Regions from separate parts of the Homo sapiens genome. Here region 1 is linked to region 2. The links are chromatin loops, found by intact Hi-C in ENCODE. Cell type or tissue: Calu3. All regions are shown on one strand. Each heading gives the region's core, and the rest is flanking DNA. Links, peaks and the distances in the headings are about the cores only.

The links. A loop is a pair of places that touch in the nucleus more often than their neighbours do. Peaks named below come from ENCODE experiments on the same cell type or tissue, not always from the same donor. Only the 100,000 strongest peaks of a DNase experiment are listed, where the experiment ranks them.
Region 1: a loop joins it to region 2, with 2.6 times the contacts of the local background. A loop is called at or near these places in 1 of 110 quality-filtered maps.

What each region holds. Positions count from the first base shown.
Region 1 is chr16:79,256,780-79,265,111 of GRCh38, forward strand. It overlaps a transcript of MAF not described here and the pseudogene RNA5SP431. Among named protein-coding and RNA genes, the nearest start is that of MAF, 340 kb to the right of the region's middle. In Calu3, for the core only: no CTCF peak of the experiment used is centred there; a DNase peak (open chromatin) is centred at 4,902.
Region 2 is chr16:79,150,331-79,158,662 of GRCh38, forward strand. The region is part of intron 8 of WWOX (WW domain containing oxidoreductase); the gene reads left to right. Among named protein-coding and RNA genes, the nearest start is that of MAF, 450 kb to the right of the region's middle. In Calu3, for the core only: no CTCF peak of the experiment used is centred there; a DNase peak (open chromatin) is centred at 3,951.

The sequences.
Region 1 (8,332 bases), core at 201-8,200, 110 kb after region 2:
CACATTTTAAGCCTTAAAAATCTCCCCATTGGTGCTCACGTGAGTCTAGGCATGGGATCAAATGTCATAGAACTACACGCACACAAACACACACACAAACCATAAACAGAAGGGAGGGGCTGGGCCCGGTGGCTCACGCCTGTAATCCCAGCACTTTGGGAGGCCGAGGCGGGCAGATCACAAAGTCAGGAGTTTGAGACCAGCCTGGCCAACATGATGAAACCCCGTCTCTACTAAAAATACAAAAATTAGCCAGGTATGGTGGTGGGCGCCTGTAGTCTTGGTTACTCGGGAGGCTGAGGCAAGAGAATTGCTTGAACTCAGGAGATGGAGGTTGCAGTGAGCCAAGATCATGCCACTGCACTCCAGCCTGGGTGACACAGCGAAATTCCACTTCAAAAAAATAAATAAAAATTAAAAAAAAGAAGAGTGTATGTAAAAACTGGTGAAATCTGAATGAGGTGTGTTGTTTAGTTAATATAGTATTGTACCTATGTCAGTTTCCTGGTCTTGTGTGATTAAATAACGTGTTATCATTGCAGGGAGCTAAGGTCTTTCTCTACTAGCTTTGCTACTCCTTATAACCCTAAAATTGTTTCAAAATGCAAAAATATTAAAAATGCAAGTCCCCTACTTTGCTCTGTTCTTCCAGAAAATTATCCTAAGGAAATAAAGATGCATACAGAAAAGGCCATAATGTCTACCATAAGAGGTTTTAAAGTAAATTCTCACCCAGCTGCTTGGTGGGTGAGGGCAGTGGGTCATGGTGAGTGAGGGTCAGCTTGGCTGGGTGACCTTGTACTGCTTATCTTGCTCAGCCTCAGCCGAGCTACTTAATGTCTCTGTGCCTTGGGCATCTCATCTAGAAAATGAATGTAATATAATAACATCTATGTCATCCCATATTTGTGTCCAGTCTGTACATGTAATTTGTGTGCAGGATAGAATCTGGCACCATGTATGCGTCTCAGTAAGTGTGAGCTAGAATCATGTTCAAGAAGAACACTCATGACATGAGAAAATGTTGCTGTTAGTGAAAACTGGAGACGAGAAAGCCATACTTATACTATTGATGCTATTTTTGAAAGGCATAGAGATGTGTATAACAGTGGCTAGAAAATTTTGCCCAGATGTTATCAGTAGGTGGTGCATTTTTGTTTTCCTTTCTAAACTCTGCCATGATTTCTAAAAACTAACTCAATGAGCACTAGTATGTTGAATTTTAAAATGAGAATAAAATGTGACTCTGTTAAGTACAAATGGCCAGATAACATCGCGTCTCAGCTGCTTTGCGTGTTTAACCTCAGCCCTTATCATTATTTCTGTGCTGCCTGTAAGCCGCAGAATCTGTCTCTGAGATGCTGCATTTCCCTAAGAAAGGAGGAGGAGTGAGACGCCTCTGGGGTGTGTGGTTATTTGCTGTTGTTAATATCAGGGATGGTCACGATCACCACAGTCCGGAAGTGCATGCAGTCTGCTCGTAAAACATGTGCAACACTCTAGAGCATGCAGGGTCCGGGAGCCAGCCCAGCAGAGTGGTCAGTCACCTGCTCCATGGGGACCAGGGTCTGCTCCAACTTCCACACTCTGAATCCAGCCCCAGACAGGAGTCTCTAAGCGGACATGGGCTGACAAATGGAGCTGCATCAGCACTGTTCCAGGGAGAGCCTTGTGGGGTCCAAGCCCATTTTCTTTGCTTCCAAATTTTCCTCTCTCCTGTAATGGAGCTAGCCTGCAGTGGCTAGGCTTCTCTTCTCCAGCCTGTTTGTTCTCCTGAAGGTCTCTGATGGGCATTTGTGGGCACTCAAGCCATTTATCCCACTCTCCTCCAGGTTGCTGGCCCTCAACAGGCTTTGGGGAAGGAACAAGGGGCCACCTGCCCCTGAAATTTAGGGATCAGGCTCAGCAGAGCTGTGGTAGTCAGTTAGGCACCCAGCAAACTTGAACTTCTGTGATCTAAATAGACATCCCCTCTCCCTTCAAGAGCCTGCTCCAACCCTGTTGGCAAGTATAGTGCTAGTGAAGCCCCCAGCCCACCCCCAAGGTCTCTCTGCACTTCTGGTTCTCATCCAGGAAGAAACCTAGATGTCAGACTGCCCACTGCTGTGCGACTAGGGGAGGGAGGGTAGAGAGAAGATGGGACCCAGTCTCAGGCTGCCTCTGCCTCCATTTATTGGAGGGTCCCAGAGCCCACCACATCCAGGCTGAAAGAAGGGAGATCCCCCCCATCCCAGATTACATTTTGGGAGGTTAAAAATTCTCCTCCTTCTACATCCTGACAACCATCCCCTAAACCCCAGAATGAGTGTCTGCTTGTAGCACTTCGTGTAAAACTCACCGATGGCTTTCCATAGAATTAGAAACGAAAGCCAATTCCTCACCAGGCCGGCTGGCTCGAATCCTCCGTGACTTACCTTCTCCCTTCCTGGCTCTGCTCAGTCCCCTTGGCCTTCTGTCTGCTCCTGGGATGCCCACGCTTGCCCACTCCGGGCCTTTGCAGATGCTGTTCCCCATGCTTGGAAAACTGGCCTCCTCCCCACTCACCAGCCACCAGCCACCACTCTGCAGGATGGGTCAGTGTTTATCAATTCAGAGCTTCGCTGAGTTCCTGTGAAGTCACCCCCAGTTGCTTTCTTCATAGCACTGGTCACAACAGGTAATTCCTTTATGTCTTTGTTTGATTACTGTCTACTCCCCCACCACTAGGAGGTGGCTCCATGACACTAAGTGCTTGTCCTTCATGGCCACACACATCTCCCCAGTGCTAAGAATATGCAGGGCACGTAGTAGGTGCTCCGTAAATCATTGCTGGGTGAAAAAAGGATGGAAGAATGAGGTCTTCACTTGATAGAACACAGGCTCTTGGTTGCATATAAAAATTTGCTTCCCCAGAGAAGAAAGTGATTCTGCTCATGTCTTAGGGTACAGGGGGCAGGACTGCTGGTCATCCTAGCCTAAGAGAGTCCAGTGGTGGGGACAGACATGACACAAAAAAGGACAATAGAGGCTGAGAAGGGCAACAGCAGGAATGGCCCAATGTACCCAGAGGAGGGTGGATTTGATTTAATTCTAATGGGGTGGGAAGGGGGAGTTAGGGATGATAATGCTCAGAAGGACTTGGAAAACCAAAGGTGATGTGGCAAGAGGCATATGTGGGAAGGGCAGGCTGTGAGGCCAGGTCAAGGCAGGGAAGTGTGACACAGCACAGTGCATAGTGGGACTACCTGCAGTGAGCCCCAGCTAAGAGAGTGGGCAGCTGGCTGGAAAATAAGGCAGAAGCTGACTGGGATATTTTTTCTTGCTTCCTTTTCTCTTTAACACTTGCCATCAACTAACAACTCCATACACTTGACTCATTTATCTTATTTTGTTTGGTGTTTGTTTATTTTGAGACAGGGTCTCACTCTGTTGCCCAGGCTGGAGTGCAGTGGTGCAGTCGTGGCTTACTGAAGCCTCAAACTCCTGGGCTCAAGTGATCCTCTTGCCTCAGCCTCCTGAGCAGCTGGGATGAAAGGTGTGCACCACCACACCTGGCTAATATTTGAATTTTTTTGTAGAGATGGGGTCCCACTGTGTTGCACAGGCTGGTCTTGAAATCCTGGGATCCAGTGATTCTCCTGCCTTGGCCTCCCAGAGTCCTGGAATCACAGATGTGAGCCACCATGCCTGGCTCATGTATCTATCTATCTATATCTATATCTATATCTATATCTATATCTATATCTATATATTTGTCTGTTTTACCACTAGGATGGAAACACTATGAGAGCAGGGATTTCACCATTTTAAAATTGTATTCCCAATACAGAAATTGTGCTTGACACATAGTAATTACTCAACAAAGAGCTCTTGAGTGAATAAGTGCTGCCGATCTTCGGCATTGACCAGTGAGTGTTCAACAGGCGAAGCATCGGTGCCTGATAGTCTTAGGTGTTATGTGAATAAATGTTCTTCATTTTCACAGAGATTTTTAAAAACTCACTTTGGTATGATATAGGAGCTGGCATCCAATCTGTGACTTCATAGATGTTATTGCTTAGAGTGAGGCCAAATTAAAAAAAAAAAAGTTGAGTTCTTTTAAAGAAAACTATTTGTATAGCAAAGTACAAAATCCAGGTGGAAAATAGCACACCCAAGACAGATACAACCAAACTAACATTCTAGAAAGATGGCTCAGGCAATACCCTGGGGTGTAGGTCAGGGTACAGGAGAGGAGGCTGTTCCATTGGTCCAAGGCAGAGGAAATGAGGCTTGAGATGAGGGCTGGGGCTGCAGGCGAGAAGCAGTGGGGTGAAAGGAGCTGGCTGGACCGGGAGCAGGTGAGGAAGCTGGCAGGATGGCCCAGAAGGTGTCGTGGCTCCCATGGGTATTTATTTATTTATTTATTTATGAGACAGAGTCTTGCTCTTGTCACCCAGGCTGGAGTACAATGGCATGATCTCAGTTCACTGCAACCTCTGCCTCCCAGGTTCAAGAGATTCTCCCGCTTCAGCCTCCTGAGTAGCTGGGATTACAGGCACCTGCCACCACGCCCAACTAATTTTTGTAGTTTTACTAGAGACCGGGTTTCACCATGTTGGCCAGGCTGGTCTTGAACTCACAACCTCAAGTGATCCACCCGCCTCGGCCTCCCAAAGTGCTGGGATTACGGGCATGAGCCACCACGCCTGGCTGGTCTTCTTTTAAGACTTAGCACAGGAGCTTCTACATGGTAGCTACTCAGTAAATATTTAACAAATTTGTGGATGAATGAGTAACTGTGAGTCTCTTCATCCAAATAATCCGGGGGACTTCTCATGCCCTTCTCTGGGGGAAAGATGCCTCTATAGAGGAGACAATTAGAAGGAGGCCAGGGACACTGCAGAGGGACGGCCTGCCCCGCCTGTCAGGCTGGCTGCAGTGGAGCCCTCTTCTGGCCAGCCTTTGCCGCTTGCAGAGTGACAGGTTCAAAGAATGAGAAGTTCCTGCAGCAGATGGGAAAATGATGAGGGCAGGGCCTGGCCTCAAAGACAATTTCATTGACACTCCCATTAATCACCTTTGGCCCTGAGTCCTTGGGGGCGTTGGGGGTGGAGGTTAGTGGAAGGGAGGGGCCAGAATGCTCAACTAACTCAGTCCTCCTCCTGACAGTGGAGAGGGCTGGGAGAAGGACTCCATCTCTTAAGTTGCTCATATGGACTTTTCACGAGTTATTCCAGACTGGCTGCAGAAAACATCATGCACAATCCTAGGTGACATTCCAGGAGGGACCAGGACAGTCTGCCTGCCCCCAGGCAGTCACATTCAGGGCAGAATGGCCAGGGAGGGGGCTAATATTTGGAGAGTCCCTTCCGTGTACCACTCACCACAGCAGGAGCTTTACATATGTTGTCTGAGGTCATTGCCACGACAACTGTGCAGGATGGGTAGTTTTTGCAGATGAGGCCTCAGAGGTTTGGGGGACTGAGCTCCTTAGTGAGGGCCAGACAGCCAGTAGGTATCGTCACTGGAAGTCGAACTGGGCTCTTTCGAATTCTAAAACTCATGTTCTCTCTAATACTCACAGCCTTACTCTCTATCCAAAATAGACCTCTGGGCTCTGTGCCTAAAGCAATAGAAAATGTAGACAAAGGACATGATACTTGGGACAGAACTATTTTGGGATGTTTTTGTGGCTAGATGCTCTGGACCTGGGGAGAAAGCCTTAAGACAAAATCTGTTAGGTCAAGGGCCTCGGGTGGATACCTTATCTGTTTATGCAACCCATAGGGAAGGGAGCTCCAGCAGAGGATACAGCACACGCAAAGGCATGGAGGTGTGACAATGGCAATTTGTTCACAGCATGGAAATGAGAGAGGGGTGGACGTGCCCAGAGGGACGAGCTGGGCTGCTGGGCCCTTACAGTCTTACAGTTCCTTCTGTAAGAGCAGAATCTGCTCTGAGCCAGGCAGGATGCTCTAGGGAAGGAGTCAATGCTTGCACCATCCAGAGCCCCTTTGTTGGTAATGGGACTCAACTCCCAGCCAATCTAAATGGGAGACATTCTAGAAAATATTAGAGAGTTATCTAGAAGCTGGTGGGTGAACGGTATTGAAGGGGTGCAGAAATAACCGTAGCATTTTTTTGAAGAACTTAGGAGTGGCATCTTATTCTCTCATAATGTATGTTTGCAGCAGAGTAATGAGTAGGACAATCAGATACACATTTATCCCATAGCTCGTGTCAAACAAAAGGAGCAGGAATTCGGAGACAGTCATTTCACCCATAGGATGTGACTGATATTTTCCATATTGACACAGTGTGGCCCAGTGTTAATGCAGGTCATCAACACTCTTTTACCAAGTTTTTACCGCTTGCCAGGAACTGGGACTAGGCAGTGAACTAGGCAGACACGGCCTCTCATTGAACTTATAACCCTGGTATATCTAGGGAGGCCGGGAAATGGATAACTAAACGCATCATTGCATCCAAGAGTTTTGGCCAAGTCATTGCAACTTTCTCACGTTAGTCTTCATAGTCTTCAAACTGGGGAAATTTTCTAAGGGAAGTCAAGACAGAGATGGGGAATGGCTATCTATAGTTACAAATATTAACATAGCACTTTGGAGGATATGATTTGATTTCCATATCTGGAAGTGTCCTAAGAGAAGATATTATCTTTGTTCATGTTCTATAAAAATCCAAGAGTATTTGTAATTTGGGCCTGAACCATTTGTCCTTGTCCTAAAGGGGTGGCGCTCAGGCAGTGACGTTCTAAAATTTAACTTTGTTTCTTCATGCCAATACCTTTCCCCTTGTGGGGCCCAGGATTCTCTTTCCTCTTCTTCCGTTTTCTCTGTTCCTCATGCCAATCTTAGTCAAAGTGTCTTTGCTAATTTTGAAACCATAGGGTTTTTAAACCTGTCATTCTGTGTTTGCATGTGGAGTGGGGGAGGAGGTTGTCTCCTCAACCTTACTTTCCCTGGTAATTAGCTTGGAGATTCATGAGAGTTCATTGCCAGTCAACTCCACTTTTGTGACTGGTCTTCTGTCTGGCACCATGTACTTTCCAAGAGTTCTGCTCTTAAGCTGCAGAACAGGCATGAAGCAATCTCACTTTGTTGCCACTTGCTCCACAACCACCATTTCTAGGTGGTCCCACATCCCTTAATCCCTCTGGTCTCCTGAAAGACTGGTTCTGGTGGCTAGATGTTTGTTTTAGCCTAGAAGGAAAAGTCTAGATGTAAGCTTTCCTGTGGCAAGAGAGCCCCAAGACAACCAGTAGTCAAAGCAGACACATCCGCTGTGTCTGTAAATGGAGAAGACTCCAGGGGAATGGAAAACAGTCCCATGAAGATTGAAATCCCTCCTGTTCATGAGGCAGAATAGGAAGTGGAAGCTTTGAGAAGTGAGATCATATTGTAGGATCACATTGTAAGCAGAGCTGGGACTTGAAAACAGATCTTCCATCTCAGTCCAGAGGGGGCAAAAATAGAGAAACCTTAGCTTGAAAAACTCAGGGGATTTGGACAGTTGTAAGGGAACTAAAAACAACTGCCTGCCCTTGGAAATCTGCATGGCCTCGGAGACTGTGCTAAACACATTGGGTGTGTTCTTTTATCCAATCTTTACTGTAACTAAGCATTTTAATCAATGGCCAAGTCATCAGTTAGGTTAAATAACTTGCTCAAAGCCTTGCCCTGAGAACACAGCAGAGTCTATGGCCATACCATTCTGAATGTGCCCTATCTCTTCTGATCTTGTGAAGCTAAGCAGGGTCAGGCCTGGTTAGTACTTGGATGGGAGACTATGGCGAGGCTGAGCCAGGATTTGACCCCAACAGTTGAGCTCTATCCTCTCTCAAATGCTGCTTTTGCTGAGTCAGACAAAAGAATTATGGCTTTCCTCTTAAGACCTAGTCATCTTTTGGGAGATGTCTTTCTCCAGGAAGACCTCCCTAAATGCTCCAAGCCACAACCAGCACATCTCCCAGATACAAATGTCTAACCTCTAGGAAACTTACTCAGCAGCCCACCTCACCCCACCAGTTTCCCATGGATCTGAAGCTCCATGTCTTCAAGACAGCGGTTCCTGCCTTCGTCATACTTTTGAGTACCAGTTCCCTCCACCCCACAGTTCCCAAATTTTAATTCAGTACCAAATTCTCAGGAGACACTCAGAGACTTGCAAAGTCAAAGGGGAAGACTGAGAAAGGGAAGCTGTGGGAACCAGAACTCGCCTGTGACTAATGCTGATCTTTCACTGAAATCAACTCTTTAGGAAGCTCTTTGAAAAAAATCAACTAATTTTAAGTCAAGTAATTTTTTTTAACTCTACGAATTTCCTCATCTGCCATGGGAGGTAATATATTCAA
Region 2 (8,332 bases), core at 141-8,140:
CAGGAACTTGGAGATAAAGCCCTGTTAATAATTCATAATTATATAGCATAGCATAGGGCAGTTTCAGATGCTTCAACTACCAGGTAGGTAGAATAAAGGAATGAAGTTGCTGTGTATACGATGATAAATGGTGCTAAATCTATGTCCCCAATATAGGGAAGACAGGAGAAAGTGCCAAAGATAGTGTGCATGCCTCATCTCTAAGGGGCAGCCATTATTGACGTCCAGCTGAATGTTGCCACGTGGAAATTAGCTATAAACTTGCCAGAACCTCCAGTTTTTCTGGAGAGATTAGATTAGAAATTCATATATTTTTAAATATTAAATCATCCCTTTTTCTTGAGATGGTGTCACGTCGTTGCCCAGGCCACCGTTTATGTTGTCCAGGCCACCCTGGAACTCCTGGACTCAAGTGACTTTACCCCTTTGGCCTCCTGGGTAGCCGGGACTACAGGCGTGTGTCACTGCATCCAGCTTAAGTTATCCGATTTGTAAATGGTGGCAATGAAATCATTGCGTAGGCCACTTGGAGTGAGCCAAATAAAATACATCCGCAGTCCAGATTCAACCTGCAGGCCATCATTCTGCTGTCACTGGTGTAGAAGACTTTTTCAGCCTAGTTTATTCTAGGCTCTTTTCATTTCTCCCTGATTTGAGGCTTTGTAGGACGTTGCACAGGAATTATTTCCCTTTTAAACGTTAGTTTTCATTTTACCAGTGCAACTCTGCTATTGGCACATCTATGAAATACGTAAAGCTATCATTTTAATACTAAAGAGGAAACACAAATTTGACTCATTTCCCCAGAAAATTCCCCTCCTGCTTTCCATATGTTATATAGTTAACTGTAAAAGTGGCACCACCTCTTAAACAGCCAGCTATTCTGATCATTTGAAATCTGGAACATTCTTTCCTACGGTGGTTGACTTTTCACTGCCTTTGAGGTTCTTTCCAAGTAAAGGCGTTATTCTTTGTGGTGTGCTCCTGGAGGTCACTAACAAAACGTCTCCAGCAGGTGTTGTGTGGATTCCCCCAAATCCGTAGGCTCTTATTTCCTAGACATGAAGAGTATGTGCGCCTTCTTTTTGGTTACCCTGGACCAGACATTCCTCAGCACTGGCTTGCATTGGCAGGAGGTGGCAGAGGGAGAGGACAGTAACCAATACCGCTCCTTCTACATGATCAGTGTTCAGGTTGAAGACAAACAGGGCTCCAATTATGTTGTGATTTAGAAGGCGACAGAGCTGAGACCTCACCCTCTGCTTATGGGCTGCATGCCTTTCTCAGTGAAATAACGCAGAATGCAGAGGCCATGCCTGCAGATCAGGGGTGCTAGAGGATAGGCAAGAAGTAAGTGGCCACCCTATCTCGTGTTGAGAGCATGCTAGTCTCCGAACGGCCTGCCAGGGTGCCTGACAGCCAGAGCCACCTAATGGGCCTATTTGATCCTGGAGTTGCTGTAATGGCAAGAAAATCCATGGCCTCCAGCCCCAGTGTTGAAGTTTTGACGCTAATGTGATGATAATTCTCTTTTCTTTGACTGGGGACTTGCCTTTGTTTATCTTTTTTTGTTGTTTTAGCCATGAAATATCACATGTAAATAGCCGAGGATATCTGGGCTCTGAGTCTTTAAAAGGCAACAGAAAGGTCTCTGTTACGAAGGGGGAACTAGTTTTCATTGTCACTGTATTAAGCAGAAGTTGGGAATCATAGAAGACCTTGATCTTACCATATCCCTTGTTAAATTTCCTCTAATACTATTGAGAAGTTTATCCTCTACTTTTTCCTGTAGAGTAAAAGATATCGATTTTGTTTCTGTCGGCACTGCCTTGGAACTTGCTTGCATCCCTCCCCCACGCGAGGCGAGGCCCTGAGGAGCGGGATTCGCTGACCCATGCTGGCAGAACGGGTGATGGATGAGGCAGAGAAGGGTACAGGCTGGCTGGACCATGCGATGGGGAATGCAGGTGGAACAGGCTTCCTCCTGAATCAGGAGTGGAAGAGGAGTCTGGGGTGAAGCCAAGGGGAAGACAGTTAAGCTTTAAAAAACCAACTGCCCAGCCGGGCGCAGTGTCTCATGCCTGTAATCCCAGCACTTTGGGACGATGAGGCGGGCGGATCACGAGGTCAAGAGATCCAGATCATTCTGGCCAACATGGTGAAACCCTGTCTCTACTAAAAAATACAAAAATTAGCTGGGCGTGGTGGCGTGTTCCTGTAGTCTCAGCTACTCGGGAGGTTGAGGCAGGAGAATCGCTTGAACCCGGGAGGCAGAGGTTGCAGTGAGCCGAGATCACGCCACTGCACTCCAGCTTGGCGACAGAGTGAGTCTCCATCTCAAAGAAAAAAAAAAAAAAACAAAAACCTGCCCTGCCCAGCCATGCCCAAACAGAGTGGCCAGCAGTCAGCTTAGTGTGGGCAGAGCTCAGGGAATTATTCTGCAGTGCAGCTAACATCTAGCACCTTCTTTGTGTCAGGTGGGCCAGCACTGGGGTGGAGGCCGAGACAGCTTGTGAGCTCACTCCCTGGGAGATAGAACGGAGTACCCAGTTGCACTGAGGGAAGAGCAGGGATAGAAGTGGGCTCCGGGTCTAGGAGACGGTGGAAAGAGAGGACTGCTCCTAGCGTGAGAGTGTCAGGGAAGCTTGCTGGGGGAAATACAAGGAAGGAAGAGAATGCAGGCAGCTCAAAAGAGCCGGGCAAGGAGACCTGCAGAGCGAGCGGAGGCCTGGTTTCTGTGAAGCACAGGGCAGGAAAATCCAAACTCACTTGAGTACACGCTCAGGGTCATGGGCTTGCTATATTTTTCATTCAACCGCCAAGAAATCTTGAGAGGCAGCTTTATCATCTCCATGTGAGGAGGAGGAGATTCAGGCCCAGCGTAGTGGCTTGCGAAAAGATTCCAGCACTAAAGTTTGACCCCAGTCCTACCTGACTTCCTTTCTCCAGCTGTGAGACTCCCCTGTACAATTTTTCTGGAGGGTCTAGAGTCACATGAGTCACGCCAAGCCGCCCTTTCAGTGCGAAGGAATCCAAGCAGAGCCCTCCTCTGCTGTGGGTACTTACTTAGGGAACTGTGGAGGTGTCCTCAGGTAGCCACTGGTGTGTGGGGTCATACCAAGTCATTTGGTTTACATCGGGAATGCCTTTTGTCGTTATGTCTAGACCCCTGGAGAACAGCCCACGGCAATGCACTTGTGGAAATTCGGACTGTGGATTACACTGAGTAACAATCCTAATAATACCTGCACACAATCAGTTGCCTGTCCAAAAAGCAATAAAGAACCTCTAGATTTTGTGGTCACCATATTAATCATAAATTGGGGATCATAGAAGGCCTTAATCTCATTGTACATACTTTTCTATTCCTCCCAGTACCATTTAAAGGTTAGTGAAAGCAACCTTTAGTATCATCTGTTTTTTGGGGGGGGTTTTTTGTTGTTGTTGTTTAGCTGTTTATGGGTAGGAGAATGCGTGCTCTTTTAGGGACATCTCTTCAAATAAGAACAGGTTGTAACCTACACTCAAAAGAGATGCTCTTGGCAAGGTATGGCCCCTAAGGTTTGAAAGCGTTTTCCAGGCCTGCTGTCAGGCCAGGCTGGACTGTCCACAATTTCTTGTCCTGCCTCCCGTGATGCTAGCCATGGATGCACCCCAGAAGCATTTAGAATTTGGGAGAAAAAGGAGCAAGGCATACTGCCCAAATCCAAAACAACTTTGGCTCCCTTTGGCCTCCATTCTAACATGCTGAGTGGATGCATCATGGATAGTCTTTTAAAAACAAGTTCTCATCTATTCAATGTCAGAGCCCTAAATGGTATGAAAAATAGGCAACTTGGGTCATGCCACTACAGATCGACACCCACTAAATCCTTTTAATTTAGTCTAGTGCAACAAGTATTTGTGTAAGTGTCCTCTGCCCTGGACACCGGTGAGGTCACCGTGGGAATGGCTGGGCAGGAACAAAGCCTTTTGTTTCCAGCTGAGTTTCCTTTTCTGAAGATTGCCTGTCCTAGACACCAGTTCTCTGTTCTCTGTGACTCTGATTCCTGTCTCCTCTTCTTTCACTCTCATCCATTTTCAATACTGGCCCCTCATTTCACTTCCTCAGCTAAATCTACCTCTCAAAGATAGACATGGACATATAAATAATTTTTTAAAATCCTCTTTTGCAAAAAAAAAAAAAAAAAGAGGTGAATTTAGTTGAAAGGATATAGCCACTCTTTTCTGAAGTGATGGGGATATTCGATGGCAATTTTGTGTTTTCTTCACTTGGAAAAACTAAAAAGTTTGCAACATTTAAAAAAAATACAACCCTTATGCTGATGGATGTACACTGTAAAACAACCACGTTTGGTAAACTGTTAATCACTTTCATAGTGTATGTGGATGGAGCCAGTTAAACCAGTTTTCATGTCTTTTGGGTCCTTTTGAGTCTGAAGATAACCATTTTTTAGGTCCTCATGAACCTCTGAGCATGAACCATGAAATTCCTATTACACCTGTGCTTTTATAAACTTGATCCAAGGTTTAGGCTCTCAGTGCCTGTTTCCTGTTTAATACATATCATGGTTTTGGAAAAAATGAAAGAAAGAAAGAAGAGGAAGAGCTGTCATTCCTCTGACAAGTATTTTCAGTGGAATTAGGGTCATGATGTCATGCTTATTTCAAAAGATAGCTTCATCTGTGCCTTCACCCAGACTTAGGGTTCTAGATTCTTCTAGATTCTACAGCAGGCACTGGCAAGCTTTTGCTTAAGAAGGCAAGCCGGGAATGGTGGCTCACGCCTGTAATCCCAGCACTTTGGGAGGCCGAGGCAGGCAGATCATGAAGTCAAGAGATGGAAACCATTCTGGCCAACATGGTGAAACCCCATCTCTCCTAAAAATACAAAAATTAGCTGGGCATGGTGGCGTGTGCCTGTAGTTCCAGCTACTCGGGAGGCCGAGGCAGGAGAATCACTTGAACCAGGGAGGAAGAGGTTGCAGTGAGCTGAGATCACGCCATTGCACTCCAGCCTGGCGACAGAGGGAGACTCTGTTTCAACAACAACAACAAAAAAGGTGGGGGGGTGGGCAGAGAGTAAAATATTTTAGACTTTGAAGTCTAAGAGACAAAATTGAGGTTATTATGTAGGTATTCATATAGCATTTAAAATGTAATCATTTTAAAATGTAGAAATCACTTTTAGATCGTAGACCATAAAAAAACAGCAGGAAAAACTACATGGTTGGCTGGATTTGGCCAAGTTGACATAGAGAGCCAATCCCTCATCTCCAGCAGGGCTTTTACTCAATGATACAGTGCGCATGAATTGCTTGGGGGATTGTGTACAAAGTGCAGATTTGGTTATAGGAGGTCAGGGAGGGGCCTCAATTCTACATTCCTAAGAAGCTCCTAACAGGCTGATAATCCATGGATCGCATTTTGAATAGAAAGGATTATGCAAAAAGCCAGAGTTTTTTTTTCCCTTGTCTTATACCAGTGGTGCCTAGCATGGTGTCAGGTTTATAGAGGACTAATACATATAAGAAGGAGAAAGGGAGGGAGGAGGAATTCCAGTTGTTTTTTTTTTAATCTAGGTACAAGTCTCTCTGTTGATTTCTAAACATCGAATGAAGATGAAGGAAATACTTAAAGCACCTAAGCACTCATAACTCACTTAGTCATTTCACTATTAAAAGAGAAAAATAGTTAGTTTACAATTTCCAGGAAATCAGACAGGTCACCACCACCTCTTCAACGACTGGAATTTGCACAGTCTCACTACTCATAGGCCCATCTGTTACTACTAACAGTGCTAATGTGATTGTCTGTAGGTCTAGCAATTGGAGGTTGTTCGTTTCTTTGAGACAAGGTCTCACTCTGTTGCCCAGGCTGGAGTGCAGTGGTACAATTTCAGCTCACTGCAACCTTTGCATCCTGGGCTCAAGCAATCCTCCCACGTCAACCTCCAGAATAGCTAAGACCCAGGTGCGCACCAACACACTTGGCTAATTTTTGTGCATTTTGTAGAGATGGGGTTTTGCCATGCTGCTCAAGCTATTCTCGAACTCCTGACCTCAAGTGATTCACCCGCCTCAGCCTCCCAAAGTGCTGGGATAACAGGCGTGAGCCACCGCTCCCAGCAACAATTGCAGTTTTTAAAGGCAGAAAATATTACACAGGTGGGTTCAAATTTGCCACACCAAGTAGAAGGTGTTGGAAGGAAAATTAGGAATTCTTAAGCTTCAGAAGATTAGTAGTCAGAGTTAAAAACCAGACAATTAACAAGTTAAAAAAAAATTGTGAAGCACACACAGCTGTTATCTTCCAGAAACACTGCTTACAGAGGTAATTGCTCACAGATTTTAGGGTTTACAGCAGGTATCACAGGATTTCAAATTTAAGAGGGGGGTGGGGGCCTGTGTTCAAAGTCTTAAGAATATCCAAGGGATGTATGATGTATGCATAATTACCTGAAATTGAAACTACTGTAGTTTAAACACTTGCTGAAAGAAGACCTTTTATTTCATCTTCTCTACAGGCTGAAGGAAAGAAAAAACAAAACTAACAACTAACAGAAAAACTTTTCATGTCGAATATGTAGATTTACAATATGTGAATTATCATCAGAAGAATGAGGTTCTTTGATGATTGTTGCAGATACCCTGAAGAACTGGCCCTTGTTGTAGAAGAATGGCACAGGGCACATGGTAAAATGGCCCTGGCCATTCCTTTAGACATTTTGTTTGTACTTATATTAACTTGAGAGAAAGTATTAGGAAAAACAGAGTAATTCTGTAGAAATATTCCTGATGATACACTAGGCAAAGCAGGGAGAAGAGAAAAAGTGAGCAAGAAATTGTGACTATGAATTCCAAACCAGTTTGGCTGGATGAGCCAAAAAGACAAAACAAGAGCATTCAAGAGTCTGTCAGGAAGTGGTGGCCTTTAGTTCATTTTAGTAGCAAGAAAACTGATCTTTTTCTGATTTTAAGAACTATACCATCTCTATTCTGGGCTTCACTCTTAGCTCTCACAGTTAGAAAACAGTGAGCCTTGGTCAAGTCTCATAAACTGTGTCTCAGTTTTTTCATTTATACAATGGCCAAAAAAAAAAAAAAGAAAGAAACCACAAAACCATACCTTCTTTGCAGGGTTGTGTAAAGGAAGGTTGAACTAGAATAGGTTGAAGTCAATCACATCTCTAAGGCATTTGGCATGTAGTGGAACCTCAGTAATCAGTAGTTTTTATTATTTGGTGCACGATGAAACTGGCTATCTGGAGATGTTTTAAAATACAGGTTTTATTATTATTTAGGTATGCTAAGACCAGCAGATCAGGAGACAATGACCACTGAAAAGACAGTTTGTGAGAGTTGTGATGATTGTGATCTGTGTCCTTTACAGTTTGCAAGGGAAGGGGACATGCTATGTCAGAGTGGAGGGACATGGGGAGGCACCAGGACTGGTCAAGAGGCAGAGGGAGAGGGTCAAACCGTGGGTTCTGTGGGGAGGACTGAACGAGGCAGGGTAAGTAGACTAGGGTTTGAGTAAGTTCAGCAGGCTCTGGGGAAGAGGGGCTGTCCCTATTTTTCTGGTACCTGGCCCTGGGTGATTAGAAAGGGTGGATGGTGGCCTGGGGCATGAGAAATAAAGGAGGTGGTGGGGTGTAAGTTCTGGATTGGTTGGGTTGCATTCAAAAGGGGTGCCCCCAAGTGAGTTGTTTGCTGCCTCTAGGAATTTATTGACCCTGGGAGGGGAGATCCCAGATGTCAAAGCATGGGAGGACAGAAAAGAAACAGCATGGTTCCCACAAGAGAGAAGTAGACAGAGACCTCTGGAAGTTTAAAAATATATATGTTGGGATTTCATAGATGAGGTGAGCAAAAAATTGGCCGGGAAGAACTATTAAGGAGGAGATGATCAGAAACATTTTCAAAATACCTGGAACAAACAAAGAACCACATTTCAAGAAAAAGACAGAGAAACAAGACTAGCAAATAGAGTTTTCAGGTGGAAAAATCACACGTTGGACAGGAGACTGAAGGTAAGGGAAACCAAGTCAGGCTTTAACACCATTCTGAATTGCAGCTGCAGGATCACTTGCTTTAGATGGAATCACCCAGCGGATGGCGTTTAACTCTGCTTTAAACCCCTTCATGGCTTCCCACCACACTTACAAATACAACTCCTTATCCTGTCAGCAGGGGCTTGCTTAATCTGACCCTTTCCACATATGCTGGATCACTTCACGCCTCCCTGTTCTTTCAATTCCTTGAACACACCAAGTTCCTGCATTCCCGCCTCAGGGCCTTCACCTTCAGCCTCTCTGTCCCCACCTGCTATC